2 separate regions of the Homo sapiens genome follow, and region 1 is linked to region 2. A link is an interaction called in ENCODE POLR2A ChIA-PET data of the cell type or tissue named here. Cell type or tissue: MCF 10A. All regions are shown on one strand.

Evidence for each region. Peaks named below come from ENCODE experiments on the same cell type or tissue, not always from the same donor. Only the 100,000 strongest peaks of a DNase experiment are listed, where the experiment ranks them.
Region 1: POLR2A ChIA-PET joins it to region 2 with 10 read pairs; 3 of 35 experiments call an interaction of 5 or more read pairs at or near these places.

Annotation. Positions count from the first base shown.
Region 1 is chr17:2,561,775-2,564,274 of GRCh38, reverse strand. No RefSeq gene overlaps it. Among named protein-coding and RNA genes, the nearest start is that of PAFAH1B1, 31 kb to the left of the region's middle. In MCF 10A, no CTCF peak of the experiment used is centred here; a DNase peak (open chromatin) is centred at 1,034.
Region 2 is chr17:2,483,947-2,486,446 of GRCh38, reverse strand. All of the region lies in intron 2 of METTL16 (methyltransferase 16, RNA N6-adenosine), which reads left to right. Among named protein-coding and RNA genes, the nearest start is that of METTL16, 27 kb to the left of the region's middle. In MCF 10A, no CTCF peak of the experiment used is centred here; DNase peaks (open chromatin) are centred at 706 and 1,386.

The DNA of each region.
Region 1 (2,500 bases), 78 kb before region 2:
ATAATAATAATAATAATAATAATAATAATAATAATAGGCCTGGTGTGGTGGCTCATGCCTGTAATCCCAGCACTTTGGGAGGCTGAGGTGGGAAGATCACCTGAGGTCATGAGTTTGAAACTAGCCTGACCAACATGGTGAAACCCCATCTGTAGTAAAAATACAAAAAATTTAGCTGGGCATGGAGGTGGGCGACTGTATTCCCTCCTACTCGGGAGGCTGAGGCAGGAGAATGGCGTGAACCCAGGAGGCGGAGCTTGCAGTGAGCCAAGATCGTGCCACTGCACTCCAGCCTGGGCAACAGAGTGACTCTGTCTCAAAAAAATAATAATAATAAATAATAATAGTAATAATAAATAGCAGTGAGGTCTCACTATTTTGCCCAGGCTGGTCTCAAACTCCTGGGCTCAAATAATCCTGCCTCAGCTTCCCAAAGTGCTGGGATTACAGGCGTGAGCGACCATGCCTGGCCCTACCCAAACTATATGACTAACCCCGGAGGAGGTGGAGTGGAAGCTGGAGAGATAGTCAGAATGTCAGCTACTCTTTGATTCAGCACTGTGATTTCTAAGAATTTTCCTACAGAAAGTACCTACTTGCCGCTACAGGAAGAAAGTGAAATAAAGTCTGGACAGGCAAAAACAAGAGCTAGCCACTAAAGGAAAAGTAGGAACAGACGCCAAATGAAGGAACGATCACATACAAAGTACCTTCTATATCAGTTATTGATCACTGCGTTACAAACCATGGCCAGACTTAACGGCTTGCTCATGAATCTGGATCAGCGATTTGGGCTGAGGTCACCGGAGTGGTTCTGCTGCTGGTCTTCCCTGGAGTCATTCATGTGTCTGTAGTCCTCTAGGGTCTTAAATGGGGCTGGATGGCCTAAGATGACCTCACTCACGTGTCTGGCAATTGGCTGGTTGGACATAGGCAGGCTGCTGCCTGGGCTCAGCCCTGCTGCATAAGGCCTCTCTATTAGGCCAGCCCAGGCTTGCTCACATCACCGGTCTCAGGGTTACAGCCGCTGTCAAAAAGGGGTAATTCCTTTTGTGCAAGTGCTTTTCAAGCCCCTGCTTGCATCACGTTTGCTAATGTCCCGGTGGCCAAGCCCAGATTCAAGGGGTGGAGGAATAATCCCTACCCTTTGACGCAGCATAGTCACGTTGCAAAAGGGATTTGCATAAAGGGATGGGAAAAACTATTGCAGCCAGCCGGGCGCGGTGGCGTGCACCTGTAATCTCAGTTACCCAGGAGGCTGAGGCAGGAGAATCGCTGGAACCCAGGGGGCAGAGGCTGCAGTAATCTGAGATTGTGCCACTGCACTCCAGCCTGTATGATAGAGCAAGACTTCGTCTCAAAAAAAAAAAAAAAAAAAAAGAACAACAAAAAATGATTGCAGCTACCTTTGTAAACAACTGCTTACTCCTGCCACCTACTCAATGTATGTTTTAGTTAGTAAATGTCATGTGCCATGTGCTAGACCCAAGGTTTGAAGGGAAAATTGCTTGACAGGAAATCGCTTTTCTGTCCTCAAGAATTTTTGATCTAGTGAAGAACAAAGATGACTAAATGAGAACCACAGTGCAGCTGAATTTGTACTCTGACGAAGTTTGGGGGACATTATGCGGGGAGGTAGAAGGCACGGGATTCACACTGAGTGAGGCACTGAGCAAAGTCTGCCTGGAAGAAGGGACGGCTGAGGAAGGTCCTGAGACCAAAGGCACAAAATAGCGAGGGAGGAGAAGAAGCAGGGAACACTACAAATTAGAATTAGCAGCTTCAACCAGCCTTTACCCTCCCACCATCTTCCTTCCTTCCTTTCCTTCCCTTTCTTCCTTCCTTCCTTTCCTTCCCTTCCCTTCCCTTCCTTCCTTCCTTTCCTTCCCTTCCCTTCCTTCCTTTCTCTTTCTCTTTCTTCCTCCCTTCCTTCCTTCCCTTCCTTCCCTTCCTTTCCTCCCTTCCTTCCTTTCTCCTTCCTTTCTTCCTTCTTTCCTTCCTTCTTTCTTTCTTTCTTTCTTTCTTTATTCCTTTCTTTCTTCCTTTCTTTCTTTCGACAGAGTCTCACTCTTGTTGCCCAGGCTGGAGTGCAATGGCATGATCTCGGCTGACCACAACCTCCACCTCCCGGGTTCAAGCAATTCTCCTGGCTCAGCCTCCCGAGTAGCTGGGATTACAGGTGCCTGCCACCACGCCTGGCTAAGTTTGTATCTTTAGTAGAGACGTAGTTTCTCCTTGTTAATCAGGCTGGTCTCGAACTCCCGAACTCAAGTGATCCTCCCACCTCAGCCTCCCAAAGTGCTGGGATTACAGGCGTGAGCCACTGCACCCGGCCAACCATCCTCCTTTCACAACGTAAGTACAGAATCAGGAAATCAAGGTGGAGCTCTGAAGTCAAGCAGAAGGAAGGAAATACACCAAGAGCAGTTTTCACCAAGCTCCCAGTCTCTCAAAGTCTCATTAGATTACGTTCTTCTGGCCACGTATGGTGGCTCACGCC
Region 2 (2,500 bases):
ACAAAAAATTAGCTGGGCATGGTGGTACATGCCTGTAGTCCCAGCTACTCGGGAGGCTGAGGCAGGAGAATTGCTTGAACCCGGGAGGCGTAAGTTGCAATGAGCCGAGATCTCGCCATTGCACTCCAGCCTGGGTGACAGAGCGAGACTCTGTCTCAAAAAAAAAAAAAGAGTAGTATCCTGGTGTGATTATTAATAGTTTTTCTTTCACTTTCAGAAAGTTTCAGACTGGACATGATAAAATTATATGGTCACTCTAATTATAATGCCCTACGTAATCTGGAACCTGCCTTCCTCCCCAGCTTCACCTTGAACTATATACGCTTACTTTGCTCTCTGCATTTGAGGCACAGTGACTGTCTCTTAGTACCTGGAATGCTCCAGAAGTTCTGCCTTAGGGTCTTTGTACTTGCGGTTTGCTTTACCTAGGACCCTAGAATGCCACGTTCCCTTCCCTTCGTTCCTTCCTTTGTGAATTTTTCTTCCATTGTCAGTTCTTAGCTTAGTTGTCTGTGCAGGGAAGCCTCCTCTGACCTTCCTAAGGCAGATCCACTAATTAGGGGGGGTCAGTAGTATCTTTTACCTGTCTTTTATAGCATCTGTCGCAGTTATAGTTTTACAGGTATTTAAGTGATTTCTGGATAATACCTATCCTCCGCCAGACCGTCCGCTTCAGAAAGGGAGGGATTGTCTGTGTTTGCTTACTGCAATATCCCTAGCATTTTGCGTAATACCTGGCACATAGTTGACACTTAATAACTATTTGTTGAATGAATAAAGGAATGCATGCCAGCTGTCACAGTTTCTTAAAAATTCTGACCTATTCTGTATACCTCAGTTGAACAAAGTAGTGCTCAAAATAAACATTTTTATATTTCACTTTTAAAAGTAGAGTAGCCAAGTACCCCAACTTTCTTTACAATTCTACTGTTTACAATTGAGTAGAGCAGTGGTCTCCAACCTTTTTGGCACCAGGGACCAGTTTCACGGATGACAATTTTTTCATGGACCTGTGGTGGGGGAGGGGTGATTTCGGGATGATTCAAGCGCATTACATTTATTGTACATTTATTACGTTGTATTATTTCATGTAATGAAATAATTATACAACTCACCATAGTGTAGAATCAGCTTGTTTTCCCGCAGCTTGTTTCCCCTCAGCTAGACGGTCCCATATGGGGGTGATGGGAGACAGTGACAGATCATCAGGCTTTAGATCCTCAAGGAGTGCTCAACCTAGATCCCTCGCATGCGGCGTTCCCAGGAGGGTTCACGCTCCTGTGAGAATCTAATGCTGCGCTGATCTGACAGGAGGCGGAGCTGAGGCAGTAATGTGAGCAATGGAAAGTGGCTGTAAATTCAGATGAAGCTTTGCTTGCCTCTCACCTCCTGCTGTGCGGCACAAGTCCTAACAGGCCAGGGACCAATATCAGTCCATGGCCCAGGGGTTGGGGACTCCTGTAATAGAGGGTGCGGCCCATTAGCCTGTGAATTGTATAAGGCTTGCAGTTATTATTTATTGCCCATATTAATCTTAAGAATCAGATCCATTTCATATGAAAACATGGATCACTGGTTTTGTTTGAAAGTATTAGAGAGCTGGCAAAACCGGGCTGGCAAATCCACACAACATTAACTACTTAGAGTGGTGGTCACCAGGCGCGGTGGCTCACACCTGTAATCCCAGCACTTTGGGAGGCCGAGGCAGGCAGTATGCCTGAGGTCAGGAGTTCAAGACCAGCCTGGCCAACATGGCGAAACCCCGTCTCTACTAAAAATACAAAATTAGCCGGGCATGGTGGTACATGTCTGTAGTCCTATCTACTCAGGAGGTTGAGGCAGAAGAGTCGCCTGAAGCCGGGAGGTGGAGGTTGCAGTGAGCTGATATTGCGCCATTGAACTCCAGGCTGGGCGACAAGAACGAAACTTCGTCTCAAAAAAAAAAAAAGAACAGAGTAGTGGTCATAACCTTTGAAATGGTCATTTGTGGCATCTGGCATAGTGCTACTAAAAGTGGTTATTGAACTGGCTGCTTAACCACAGACTATTTGTTACTGTCCACAGAGATAAGGACCTTGTGCCGTATGTTTAGGTTACCTCACATTTCTTTGGTTTAATTGACTTTTTAATGTGTTGTTTACATTCTGGCACAAGCTCTTTATCTTGTCAGGGACTGGCATTTTGAGTAGTACCAATAGCTATTCCTTATAAATATTTTGAAACCCCTGATTTTCACAATTACTTTGAAATGCCAGTGCAAAATAGCAATACTTTTGTTACTATTTACTGCCCTTAGATAATACTCTTTATCAAGCTTATTTTATAAGTAAGTTACTAAGTTTCTTTAATAGAGATTTTTCTGAAAACTTTTTTCTCCTCAAATTCCTTTTACCATGAAATTTTACGTTTGAGATATTAAGCCTTTGAACATAGACATGGGATATTTTTCCTTTTGTGTGTTTAGCAGTGAAATTTAGTTAATAGGTCAGGCTACCATTCT